Linked DNA regions of Homo sapiens: all the other regions are linked to region 3. Evidence: chromatin contacts called from ENCODE Hi-C or POLR2A ChIA-PET data. All regions are on one chromosome and are shown on one strand. Each heading gives the region's core, a stretch centred on a gene start or an enhancer-like site at or near the end of the contact. The rest is flanking DNA. Distances are from core to core; before and after follow the strand shown. Region 1 has its middle 120 kb from the start of DIRC3-AS1. Region 2 overlaps IGFBP-AS1 (IGFBP5 antisense RNA 1). Region 3 has its middle 64 kb from the start of TESHL.

Region 1 (4,478 bases), core at 410-2,909, 230 kb after region 3:
AGAAAGGAAGGAGATGAGTTGGGGCACTCAAATACAAAGAGAAATCGCCATATATCATCCAGATGTTTTGTCTACAGCAGACCAAACATCAGGCTTTCGGGAAACATTTGGAAGACACAATGCTCCTTTCACTACACAGACAACTGTTGACAGTCCTATCGCCTCCTTCCCTGCGTGTATGTGTCTATCCCTTTCAAGCCTTTTTGTGGTCAAATTATAAAGGCCTGTTTAGTGGGTGGGGTGACGTCACACTGACCACAAAAGCTTATATTTCCTGCTACTAAATACACAGCCCCTGCTGACGAAGTGATCATTACAGAGAGAGCTTGTTCTGCCGAGGTCACCCCAAAGTGGGGATGAAGGCACTGGGGCGGGGGCTCGGTTGAGAGAGCAGAGCCATTATTCCCAAGTGTGTCTGCCTGCCTGCTGATCCTCATCTTGCTAGAACCAAAAGATGAAAATAGAAGTCTCTTTGTGCTTCCTCCAGGCCTTTGTCTCTAAGGATGCTGGGGCACACTGGGACACAACATGGTGGGAAAAAGGAAAAGACAAAAATTCAGGTCTTTGATTCCAGTTTCCTCATTTATAAGCTCAGTGATTTTACCTCTCCGGGTTGAATCCTGAAAATCTCCGTTTTACTAAAGAGAAAAGAACCTCATCCAGGGATCACACGGGAGCATGTATTTTAAAGTGACTGGTTTTAGTTTTGAGGGCAGCTGCTATCTTATAGTGATTTCTTTAGTGTTCCCACTTTCCTTGTGCTGATTACAAACGGTGGTTCTCTCTTCTGAGAGGAGAGAGTAAAGGGTAGGTTTTGTTTTTACGCATTTCTTTCTATTTTATTTATTTATTTTTGCAGAGGTCATGGGTGAACAATTTTTTTAATGAAGGAAAATAAATGAATTAACGTGGTGACTTGTCCAGTTAAGCCAAAGAAGCCACACCAAGTGTTAGAGGACCACAGAGGAACCAGAGAGGATCTGGGTAAGATCTCACAGGAAGAGTAGCATCTGGGTTGGGTGTAGTGCATAGGAGTTTGGCAGGCAGAGGGTTATGATCATAATTACCATCCCCAGGAACCCCTAAGTATCCCCTGGCATTAAACCAGAGTGGTCTGAGGCCTTATGTTGTAAGTCCTTGGCACTCCAAACCTCAGATGAAACAAAAATTGATGGATGTGCTTTTTGAATAGTTCACTCAATCAGGTTAATTTTGACGTTTAAAGAAGCAGAAAACCACTGCTCAGCCAAGATCCTGCAGAACTTTCCTATTCTCCATCCTAAGCCCTTGGTGAAGTAGAACTCAAATTCCCTACATTTTTCTTTCTTTTATTTTTCCCCCCTCTTGTGAGGGATGATTACAAGTAAGGCCTCAAACCCAAAAAGGACTTGGAAACAAGTCCACGTGGTATTCAGTGAAGGAAATCTTTTGCTTTTATCCATGTAATTTAGGTGGTCTGGACAGCCAGTCTGGATACTCTAACTGCTGGCAAGATTCTGAAGGCCAAGGTTGTGTAGGTTGGTTCTCTATATAAACCGAAGAATTGAAAAACTGCCCCGTTCCTTTGGGCCATGTGTGTCCACCAGGCACTTATTGTGTGTGCACTTTCTGCCAGGCCACTGGCTAACTTTAAGGGCCTCCAGTGGGCCTAACGCCATGTGCAGTTCACCTGATCTGAGGCTGTGGCGGGCTGGTGTGGCTCAGTTATTCCCCACAAGCTGCCATCCCCTGGCTTAGACATAAAGCCTTAGCTCCATTAATCATCCTTTTCCTGGAGCATACTAGATGAGCTCCTGGCTGGGAGTAGAACTATCATGTTCATTTCCTAATTTTAAAAAGTGTGTGTTTGCTAACAGCTGGAAGGCAGGCTAGAAAGGCAGCTTCAAAGTCCCACTGTGGGGAAAATAATGCTAAGAAGATCCTGGGGCACTTTCTCTTGAACTCACCTCCCCTGTAGCACTGGGGACTGTCCTAGAAGATGAAGTCTGTGCTGGGGGTAGTGAGGGAGGGCCCAAGGCTTGCAAAGAGGATGGACACTGTCAATTTGGGCTGGGCTTAGCCATTAAAAGTAGATCTCTGAAAACAGAACTGGGGGAGTGAAGATGGAAGTTATGCTGTTAAGCTAATGAAAGAGTCAAGAAATAGAGAATATGGAGAAATCAGTGGCCAGAGCCCAGAAAAATAACAATTATGTGAAAAAAAAATGTCATTTAAAAGGTAGAAGCCAAGGAACTTGATGAAAACCAAGTCAAATAGCCAAGATATCTTTAACAGACTCAACATAGCTGACACTGAGAAGAACCTAAAAACTGAGGCAATGTTATAAATAGATCAATTCCAGAAAAAGCAAGACTCCTGGGGAGAAGGGTTGGGATGGAATCAGAACCAAAAGGTGAGAGCTCTCATTGTTCCACGAGGGAAGGACAGAGTCTCAGAGCAATGGCTGGGTCAAACGTGACAAGGATAATGGAAGTAAAATGATCAAAGTTAGAAAGGTTCTGACATAGTACAATAACAGAGGCCATGCAATGTAAACATATATCAAAACATCACATTTCAAGCTGGGTGCAGTGGTGCACTCCTGTATTCCCAATTACTCAGGAGGCTGAAGCAGGAGGATTGCTTGAGCCCAGAAATGAAAGTTCAGCCTGGGCAACATAGTGAGATCCCATCGAGAGAGAGAGAGAGAATCACTTTATACCTCATGAATATATAATATATATTTTATTTTTAAAAAGAAAATTTAAAAACAAATGCAGGTCATGGATCCAGAACTCAGAATGTAGGTAAATTAATAAGAAACTAGAAAGAAAAGACCATCTTTCTTAATGATTTCAACTGGCTCTGTAGGAAACCACCCAGGTGTTCATTGTCTCCAAAGAGCTAAACCTTGCCTCAGAAAAATGACCTTCTCCTATCTTTCCTGCTGCAGCAAGAACCTCTGGTTTAACCAATTAGGTAAGTCATTTATATGACACTCAATCTGAATTATTCTGTCTGTCTGTCTGTCTATCAATTTCTCTATCTGTCTATCATCTTTAGGGAAAAAGTATATCCCATGCACAGTTATGATAACAAAGGAGTCATCTTCTATACAATATTAAACATAACTATTGAAAAGTTAAAAACTCAAGCCTTCAGTTTAGGGTTTGATTTTCATGATCCAAAGCAGCATTCTTGACTGATTGTTTTTCCTTGTGTTGATTCATATTTGTCTGAGTGAATTTGATTGGCTGTTTTGGAATTGCGTAAGATACTTCTTCATTGACCCAAATAATCTGTTTGTTGATTTTATTCAGACTAACATATAACTTAATTGACTAAATTTTTGCCTTTCTCAAATGGTGTGGTGATTACATAGACTCAATCTGTATTTTTGAGAAGTTTTTAAGTATGCTTTCATTAGCCTGAGACTAGTGTTCCTGAAACCTTGTAAAGTACGGAGCACTTCAGGAGCAGAGAGAATGAATACCTTGGGTGATGCCCAGTGTAAATCTCATGGTCTGGAGGGAATCTTGTGGCCAATATGAGCCTCGTCAGATGTCAGGCTTTCCAAAAGTAGAAGTGGAAGGCTCCTGTTTTTCTAACTCCTGCTGTTCCCCTGACTATCACTATGTTGTCCATATTGTTTTCAGAACTCACAGCTTAAAGAACCACCTTGCTTTTCTTAGAACTTTGGGGGTGGACCTTACTCCTTTTTACTTTTTTTTTTTTTCAAATTGCATGTGGATTCTACTGTATTTAGCATAACTCAAGCTTAGCATTTGAACATGTTTCATAGCCAATAGCTTTGCACATCCTCCATGATTGCATACTGTGTTTCAGACACAGATGTAGGACATGCAACTGATGTGGCCATCACTAATGTCAATACTGACCCTTGCTCTGTGCTTTGGGCCCTAAGTAGAGCTAGGTCCATGTAGTAGTCTAGTGCCCTCTTGTGGCTTTCAAACTAAGAGTCTTGAGCTATTTTGTAGAATTAGAGCTATTTGTAGAATCACGAGTTTGAGAAGACCACTGTGAAGTTACGTCCTGCCTTCTCTCCCTTAGTAACACTACCCACCTCCTGCAAAGCACAGTCAGTGATGGGAGACATGTTCTACTCTGAGCTAAGAAAAACACTTTGGAATGTGGAGATCAGGGTACTGGAGTTTAATAGAGACCTTTAGAACTTACTATACTGTGGATACATAGCATATGACAAATAAATGTTAATTGAAATTCCTTTGCCAAATTGGCGATACCTCCCAGTTTTTCCATTCACTCTTAAACTTATTCATTCAACAATTTCTCCAATGACATGATTTCAAATAATTTGATATGTTTAATTTGAAGGCAAGAGAATTATAAGGAATATATCAAGTGATCTCAAAAGTTTGAAGATCTGTAATGTGACCAAATCAAGTATCCTACATGGCTCCAGAGAGACACACATTAAGGTTGTAGATATTGGTTAGATATAAGGAAGAACTTTTTAG
Region 2 (4,512 bases), core at 889-3,388, 160 kb before region 3:
ATAGCATTCTACATATATAAACCTGTTTAATCCATGCAACAAAATTATAAGGTAGATAATATTATCCCCACTTTATGAAAGAGGAGACTGAGGCATAGTGAGGTCCCAGCAGAGAGGTGAGCAGTAGAGGGGGATGTCAAACAGGCAGTTCAGCTCTGGAGCCCAGCAGCTCAGCCTCTATGGTGTTTGTCTTCATTTGCTTTTTGATTTCAATATTCTATAGACTTGCAGCTGAGGGGCTCCTGCTTCTGGGCTGTGCTCCACCCCCCATCCCTGTTGCGGGTGATGAAATTCAGATAATCTGAGGATGACAGAGGCAGCCCATAATCCTGGAGGAGCCTCCCACCATTCCATGTAATCCAACCTTCCTGGGTTATATATTACCGGGGAAAACCTGGGCCACAGAAAGCCCCTGACCATGATTTCTGTGTGCTGGCTGGTGTATCTTTGGGAACTCTATCCAGTCTTCCATCTAGTTTCTCGCTGATAGGCTTGGGAACCTCTTTAGAATGCCTCATGTATGCGACACAAATTAGTTCTCTTGACCATCTCCCCTGAAAGCCATTCGCTTCTAGCCGCCTGTCTTGGCTCCCTGCCAGTGTGCCTCTGACTTTGCAAATGCTGCAAGAGGCAGCTATGTTCCCAACGGCTGCCCAAATGGGATGCCACCACGGGCGCCTGCCTGCTCTGTGGTGGTAGGAGATAAGGATACTTTCAGAGCTCTGAGCAAAGTGCTTGGAGAGGGCCCTCCGAGATGGGAGAGAGGCTTTTGGATTTGGGCATTGGGGACTGCTCATGAAGGGAAGCCTTTGATCTGGAGCATGTCAGGTGGTGAGGGCAGGGGGCAGGGGTGGGGTGAGCAGAGGCTATTCTGGGCAAGGAGAACCTCATTGGTGAGACACACAAAGAGATTTGAGACTGAACTGTGTTCAGTACGAAGCCCCAAACTCAGCTGGAGCTGACCCTAGATTGCCTTCGATTCAAATCCTACCTGAATATACAGGGCCCAGGAGAAACTCTGCCTCCTTTCTCTCCAGCCATTCTGGCTGTCAGCAGCATTTATCATGCAAAAAAAAGCAACAACTATTTGTTGAGGCCAGCTGTTTGCCAGCACTGTTCTCCATCTGGCGTGGATTGAGATACTTTCTCTCCATACTTTCTGGGTTCATTGAAGTTGGGTGAGATGGAGATGGGACAGGACCCTCCAAGCCTCCTGATTGAGCCTTTAAGCCTCCCTCTCCCCTTGTCCCAGGCTGGGAAGGTTTTCCTCATTTTTTAGCATCCAGTGAGTGACTGGTAGCCATGGCCAGATATGGCCTGGAGCTGGTTTTCCAGGGCCCACTTTAGATTAGGTGCTTGGCAATGATGGGGCAGAGCATGAAGGTGAGAAGGAGTTGGGTCTCTGTGCCTGGTAGCATCAGAATCTCTTCTATCTCAAGGTCCTGAGAGGTATGTGGATACTTGTGGATGCATTGGTGGCCAAGTTCATTGGTGGCCAAAAAGAAAAAAAATAAATAATCAAAGACCATACAGAGAAACTAGAACATTAAAACAACTTCTCCAGAAAGACGGGCAAGATGAAGGTGAGACTAAACAGAGACCTTGATACCTTGAGATCCAGCCTCAGGTTCTCGTGGTCACACGCTGTTGCTTCTTGGACTCTGAGATCTCTGGATGCCACTCTTGGAATTCTTGGAGAGGATCTGGGACTCTCCCCACATTGGGGAGGAGGCAGACTCACAGGATTTTAGTCTATGTGACATGTAACTAGATTGGCAACAAAGGAAACCACATCATAGCCACACAGAGGAGGGAATGCAGCCACGGAGCTGGAATTGCCTGCCTCGGGGGTGATGGTTGGAGTCCCTCAATATTTGACAAGAGTCTATCTTTATTTTCCGAAAAGAAGCAGAGTAGAAATGAAAAAGAATCATTCAAAGGATGACGAGTTGAGTGTTTGGAGGGGCAGTTACAGTTTCCACCCCTTAAACACTGGGAAAACAACAAGAGTCGCAGCAACCCTAGAGATTCCGGAGAGTTCTGGACTGCACTGGAAGTGCATGGAAGCTGAGTGGGAGGGGGAGGAAAGTGATGCCTAAAAATACTCCATGAGGGAGGGCTTATGAGGTCATCTCCCCAGGATACTCTGTCTACCCTGGCCAGACTCTGACCGCAGCCCCAGGGCCAGCTCTGAGTACAGTCATCTGAATAGGGCAGGAGCTTAGGAACGGGTGTTGATGGATGGGCAGCTTGAGAGGGACAAGGGGAACCTGGAGAGGATTCAGAGAAGGGACCCAGAGGTGATGAAATGGCTGGAAACTAGAGCTCGGTGGCCAGGTCAAGGGACTGGGACTGGCTCTACCTGGAGAAGAGAGGGAGGTTTGAGTGAGGGGTTAGGGAAGAGCCCTGCCCCCCGGTGCTCAGGCCCTGGCTCTTCTCTGGCCTTGCTGAGGATGGAATTAGGGTCACAGTGCAGCTTTGCTCTTGAGGATGGACTGAGTTCCTGGAGCTTTAGAAACCCTATAGCAAGGGGGAGCTACGTTTTCAGATTATCAGCACGATCACCCCCTTCTGTAATTGAGAGTGACTAACACTTACAGCCATTGCAGCTCACAGATCCCTAAAGCCCTTGTGGCCTGGAAGAATGACTCATGAATGGTGTTTCAGACAGCTGGCCTGGCTGGGGGTGGACACAGGTTTGAACAGTTGGGACACATGCCTGGTACGCATCAATCACTCTCAGTCTGTTGCCCAGGCTACAGGGCAGTGGTGCGATCACAGCTCACTGCAGCCTTGAACTCTTGAGCTCAAGTAATCCTCCCAACTCAGGCTCTGAGTAGCTGGGATTCCAGGTGTGAGCGATTGCGCCCAGTCTGAAGCCCCTCATTTTTACACTGGACCCATGAAAGGAGGACTGGAATGAGGTTGGAGTGGGTGGGTATAGACTTTCTCAGGAGGAAGAAACTAACTCATACTTCTGCGGCACCTTCCGTGTGCCAAGAACTTTACGTGGGTAGCCTCATTTAATTTTTACAATAATCCTGTCGGGGAAGGAAGAGACAAACTGTTCTTTCCATTTTACAGATTAGGAGATCAAGCAAAAAGAGATTAAGCTTGTACCCAAACTCACCTAGTTACAATTGGAGTGGTACAGTTGAGACCTGACCAGGCAGGTCTAATTCCAGAGCCCACTTGCAGTTGATGAGGGAAATCTAGAGACATAGTCAGATTTTTCATCTGGCCCCAGAACTCTTCAGACAAAGGTGCCCAGGAGCACATCCTTAGGTCAAGCTCACCTTCTGACTCTCAGAGTCCACATCTAAATTTAGAGAAGGCCAGTTCAGAGATTCTCCAGTACCCCTCCCATGTCTTAGCTTTGGAGGGTCCAACTTGGAGCATCCCTGAGGTTTCCCTAGGTGGAGAGAAAAGCTATGTGGGGGAGGAGAGATGCAGTTTACGTGTCTCAAAGTGGTGAAAGAGATACAATCCCCAAGCTTGGATTTGCAATTGGTGTCTGGTTGCCTTGGCCTGGAATCTGAACCTGAACTGTTTTCCATGGGCAAATTAGCTAAACAATCCAGCCCACAAAGGGAGCAGCTCTGATATGTCGGTGAACAAGCTCAGAGAGGTGGGGGGCCGTGGGGGTGCACAGAGTTGACAGCGGAGGGAGGAAGGCTACTGGCGAGAAGCCGACCTTCTCTTATCTTGCTGCCTGCGGAGTCAGCCTTTGCTTGAGAACCTGGCGAGGAGGCTGGTCTGATTTCCCTGTGGTCTGAACGGTGGGAATTTTGTTTTGGTGGCAGATTATATTTTCCCAAGGTGGTTTGAGTTACACCTACCCCGTTTCATTTAATTAGGCTGGTGCTGCTGTCTATTGTGTCTCCTGGGCCTTCTTGCATGAATAAATAGTAACGTGTTTGTTTTCTTTTGGGTGGGGCACTTTTTAAAAAATGGTGGGGTTGGCAAAAGTGGGGAGGTCCTCAGGAGGGATGATGAAGTCATCAGGAAACAGGTTAGAGGCAAATGTTCACCCCGTGGAGCTCAATAACTCCTTTCCCCCACCTCTGGGGCCCACTTTTATACAATGTATTCAGAGCCTCCTCTGTTTTCACTTCTGTTCCCAGCCAGGCTTGCTTTCTCTTTGCGGTGTGCCTGGAAATCAGGTGTTTCCTCCTCCAGGCCTACTGGCCTCCCCTCATCCCTTCTCATTTTACTGTAGTTTTCCATCCAGCTCCCTCCTTCTCTCTCTCTCTCCATCTCTCTCTAGCTTCTGGCTACTCCAAGATTATTAACAGGCAACCATGAAATATTATGCAGCCATAGAAAGAATATAGGAACTCTATACACGTCCACATGTAATGCTTTCCAAGAGATATTGTAAAGAGAAAGTGCTGTAAATAGTATGCCCTCTGTGTGTAACAAAGAGATGCTTACCTGTGCACATAATATTTCTGGAAATACACAAAAGAACTGGATGGAGTCTGGAATAGAGTCTGGATTTGGAGACAGACC
Region 3 (4,425 bases), core at 67-2,566:
CTGGCATCACGTAGGATCTGTTTTTGGCCCTCCAGCCGTCTCCTTCCTCCTACGTGGATGGCAGATGGCCTATATTTTTAATAATTAAAAAAATAAAGTAGGAGGGAAATCAGGCTCAGCAGGAGGAATTTGGAACCATCCAGGCAGTGCAATTGAGCTGTGAATTCATTTGTTTGGAAATTGGAAATGGTGTCTTCCCATTAAGCAGGCCTGTGGCCTCAGCCATTTCCAGGAAACTTCGAGGGCCCTGCGTAGTGATTTTCATCAGCAGGTCTCTGCTGGGGGTGGTGAATGAATGGGAGCCACTGGCAGTCCCTGGACCTTGTACTCATAGGACTGTACCTCCCAGGGGCCATGACGGGATAGTCCGTGAAACCTTCACCCCCTAATCTATCCGTAGCTTCTCAATAGCCCTGGGAGGCAGGGATCTCAAATGATTACACCAAGCAGCCGGCAAGACCCGCTTTGGGTCATTTAGAGATAAAGAGGAAATGTCCAGCTGTAACAGAAAAGATAAAGGCATCTAAGAAGAGATGGTGGAGGTCTGAGACCCTGTTGCGTTACACGGTAGAGTGTGGGACTGTTAACTTCATTTGTTTCTCATTTAGTGGGGAATGGGAGGCATGGAGGAGGAAGTGCCAGACTGGAATGCAGACTCCCAGGTTCCCTGGCCTGGTACCCCAAGCTTTGTGTTCCTCACCTGGTCATCTTCCTTTTCTGGGTCTCAGCCTTTTTTTTTTTTTTTTTTAATTAAATTTGTAAAAGAACAAAACTGAATTCTGCGAGAGGTCGAGAGAGCTGAGAAAGGTTGGAGAAGCAGCCTTCCTGTACATAACCTGACTGTCTGCTGAGGCACAGAAAGATCTCAGCAGCCAAGAAGGCTGTGAGGCATTGGCAAGGTGACCAGAGAAGCGACTGCGTTTTGTTTTGGAAAAACCACCAGTAAACACAGGCGGCATGAAAGAGGTTGGGTAGGCTCAGATACATGGGTTCCAAGGTCATCTTTTCATCCTCAATAGGCTACGAAAGAGCTGGGACCCCACAGCACATTTCTCCAATTCTCTGTCCGACTGCTCCCCTCTCTGTCAGCATCCCCCTCCCTGCTTGCTTGACGCTGTGTTGGGATTTCTAGAGAGTGTGTTGAGCAGCTCTGATGGTGTGAGGGCTGGCTGAGCAGAGCACCAGTCCTCCCGGCCCCTGTTCTGTCTGGTCTGGGAGACCACTGCATCTCAGAACCTCAAGTTCTGGCAGGAAGGGATGGGATGAACATTCCAAGAGCACAGGGAGGAAGGAAAGCTACCCCCTCGGCCTCTTCCCCCAGCTTTCTCGGTAAGTCCATGCTGGGTCCCACTGACCAGCTGCCACCAGGGGCGAGTCAGCCCAGCAGATGGTGTGAGGCTGGGCTGGGAGGGGCGTGTCGGCCAGCCATGTTACCCTCTGCAATTTGGGACGTTCTGTTCCCAAAGTTCCCTGCTCTCCCTCTCCTCCCCCTGTCCCTTCATCATCCAGCCTGCTTCCCTTTCTTTCTTCTTTCCTTCGTCTTCCTGGCTCCCTTCCCCCTTTCCCTCCCCATGTTCTCTCTGCCACTCCCTTTTCTTTATTTTGTTTTAGCCATTGCAGAGTTTGAAAAAGAGAGTCCTTCTGGCTATCCCTAGGAAAGGGAGGGGCCCAAGTTAGAGGTAGGACCCTTAAGGTAGCCACAGTGTTAATAGGAGGGCCAAAGGGGTCTGTTTCTTGGCATAACGTATCCCTAGCCAGAGAGCCACAGGTTTAAGGAGTCCCTTTCTGCACTTAGTGAAAACCTCAGCTTAACACCCATTGGCCTTGCTGTGTCGAAAACAATACTGTTAGCTTGGAGCAGAGGCCAAGGTCTGCCAGTGGATCAATTTCTGCCTAGAGAAGGCCAAGGTGAAAGCTCCAGTGCCCCAGGGCTACTTTCCAGGTCACAGATGGTTCTTCCCCCTGCACTCTCCATCCCCCTTACTATTTGGAAGGGAGTGTGGCAATTCCTGGGTCCTCGCACATTCCTTTCCTGCTGCTGAAAACACCAGGATGCTGTCTGGGCAGATTGGTTGAATGTGCTAGGTTGTTTATCTTCTCTCCTCTTTAGAAGCCTTGCTTCTCTAGGAGACTGGCCAGGGTGATGACAGCAGTAAGGGTGGTCCCAGACCCTCTTACTGAGACTCAAGCCTCTCCTGCTCTGTCTGTCCTCCTTCCTAGAGCCCCATCCCACAGGAGCAGGTGCAGCCAGCACAGTCTCCAGGCCTTTCCTTCAGGAACGTACATGTTTTCAATCCAAATCAAGAAGCCAGAGGCAGCCCTGAAGAGAAGGAAAAGAAAAGGGTTTGTTTAAAGGAGCCCAAAGATAAGCTGCTTCTACTTTTCCAGGACTCCTCCGGACTCCTAGATTCTAAACCTGTACTATCCAACAGGAGGCTCTGCAGTGGTGGAAAATGTCCTGTATCTGCATTGTCCAATAAGAAGCCACTAGCTGCAGGCAGCTACTGGATGCTTATAATGGGGTTAGTGCCACTGAAGAACTCAGTTGTTCATTTAATTCTGAGTCATTTAAATTTAAATAGCCACATGTGGCTGGTGGGTGCCATATTGGGCAATTCTAAAACATTAGGGGAACTTGGGGAATAGTAGTAACCCATTAATTGAAATAACATTTTACAAAACTCTTTACTCAGTTCCTTCCTTCCTTCCTTTCTTTTCTTCCTCTTCTTCCTCTTCTTTTTCTCTCTCTCTCTCTCTTTTCTTTCTTTGTTTTTTTTTTTTGTTTTTTGAGTACAGTGGTGCGATCTTGGCTTACTGCAACCTCCACCTCCCAGGTTCAAGTGATTCTCATGTCTCAGCATCCCAAGTAACTGGGATTACAGGTTGTGCCAACATGGCTGGCTAATTTTTGTATTTTTAGTAGAGACAAGTGTTCACCATGTTGACCAGGCTGGTCTTGAACTCCTGACCTCAAGTGATCTTCCCACCTCAGCCTCCCAAAGTGCTGGGATTACAGCTGTGAGCCACTGTGCCCAGCCTACTCAGTTCTTTTTACAGAGAGCTCGGTTTTCTGGCACAGGTAAAGAACTCCATAAATAGGTTCTTTCTTTTAATCAACAACAACAACAACAACAACAACAAAACCCTTGAATGGAGATACTGTTATCATCCACATTCTACAGAAAAGAAGAGGAAGGGGAGACACAGGGAGACTAAATTGTTTGCCCAAAGTTGCTCAGCTAGTTGGTGCTGGGACAGGATTTGTGAATGGCCCGCCTGACTCCAGAGCTGAGCTTTAACAAGCACACCACATATCACCCAAACTCCCAAGACTAGATTCCAATTCTGCCTCTACCACCTGTCAGCTCTGTGGCCTTGGTCGTCATTTCTCCACTTTTGGCCTCAGGTGGCTCATGTATGAAAGTAGAGTGTGGAAGTGATGTGTCCTACGTCCTCTTTGGCTCTGAGAATGGATGCTTCTGCTTGCCTGAGCTCAACTGGGGTCACATGGCTGTGTCCAAACACACTCTTAGAAGGACATTCCATGGTTTGAAACACCATGGCCTTCTGTGAGGATGGTAGCATGAAAAGAAGGGCTGCTTTCGGCTGAGGGTATGGAGGAGGGCTCCAGGGGCAGGCAGGATTTGAGATGGGTCTGGAGGATAGGGAAGGCTATGGATGGGCAGAGATGGGGAGACAGCCGGGGGGCAGAGACACAATGAAGACAGATAGGAGAAGAGGCCCATTTGAGGGAGGAGCACATCATGTTGTGTGATTCTTCTGAAACCTCTTCTAGAAACCCACTTAAGAAATTTTCCTCCAAGAACAAGGGAGGTAGCAGGAAACCCAAAAGTAACCAAAGGTGAGGGTGAGAGATGTCTAATATCTGTTACGCTTCCATCAAGTGTACACTGTACGTCTCTTCTGAGCTGGCTGTAATATAAATAGTTAGATCCATCTCCCTTCCTTCCACCAGCCAGCAGAGTAGTCCCTGGGGGCTGATGGTGCATTAGGCATTTTCTGCTAAGCCTGTGTGACTTTCAACATGTCCTAGGACACAACGACACATCCACCCTGCCCTGTCTCCAGGCGCCCAAGCTGTTGTCTGAAATTGCCCAGACAGCATTCTTGGCCCCGACACACCCACTCTTCTCTCGCTCCCAGACTGTATTATTTATCTCTGTGGAGCAGCCTCCACTCCCTTCTTTCTGGCAGATACTGGCACTGCCTGCCACTAGAGAAGTCAGGTTGTGACCTCAGCTAGGTCCTGTGATCTAGCTGAATCCTGCGCTTCACTCATGTAGGAGATTCCCTTGAGAGTTTTGTGTGTGCTGGTCACTGTGCAGAGCCCTGCAGGGAATCCCCAGGTGAATAAGCAAGGTCTGCCTTCCAGAAGCTCCAGGGCAGCATAGCTGAAGGGGTTCC

What was found. Hi-C counts contacts between places; a loop is a spot of excess contacts on that map. ChIA-PET counts read pairs that join two places held with the same protein, here RNA polymerase II (POLR2A). Pooled maps may share reads with other maps.
Region 1: a loop to region 3 is called in a pooled map, with 2.1 times the contacts of the local background. The contact joins two enhancer-like sites. A Hi-C loop is called at or near these places in 1 of 168 maps with a recorded cell type or tissue (GM12878) and 3 of 50 pooled maps. POLR2A ChIA-PET finds 5 or more read pairs at or near these places in 3 of 52 experiments (BJ, Panc1 and WTC11).
Region 2: a loop to region 3 is called in a map of cardiac septum, with 4 times the contacts of the local background. The contact joins two enhancer-like sites. A Hi-C loop is called at or near these places in 2 of 168 maps with a recorded cell type or tissue (Right ventricle myocardium inferior and cardiac septum) and 5 of 50 pooled maps. POLR2A ChIA-PET finds 5 or more read pairs at or near these places in 1 of 52 experiments (activated T-cell).

The regions. Positions count from the first base shown.
Region 1 is chr2:217,162,497-217,166,974 of GRCh38, forward strand. No RefSeq gene overlaps it. Among named protein-coding and RNA genes, the nearest start is that of DIRC3-AS1, 120 kb to the right of the region's middle. Within about 2 kb of position 1,660, at least 3 of the 41 ENCODE cell types and tissues checked have a DNase peak (open chromatin) inside an H3K27ac peak, as active enhancers do.
Region 2 is chr2:216,772,638-216,777,149 of GRCh38, forward strand. The region is part of intron 3 of IGFBP-AS1 (IGFBP5 antisense RNA 1); the gene reads left to right. Among named protein-coding and RNA genes, the nearest start is that of IGFBP5, 79 kb to the left of the region's middle. Within about 2 kb of position 2,139, at least 12 of the 41 ENCODE cell types and tissues checked have a DNase peak (open chromatin) inside an H3K27ac peak, as active enhancers do.
Region 3 is chr2:216,932,931-216,937,355 of GRCh38, forward strand. No RefSeq gene overlaps it. Among named protein-coding and RNA genes, the nearest start is that of TESHL, 64 kb to the left of the region's middle. Within about 2 kb of position 1,317, at least 2 of the 41 ENCODE cell types and tissues checked have a DNase peak (open chromatin) inside an H3K27ac peak, as active enhancers do.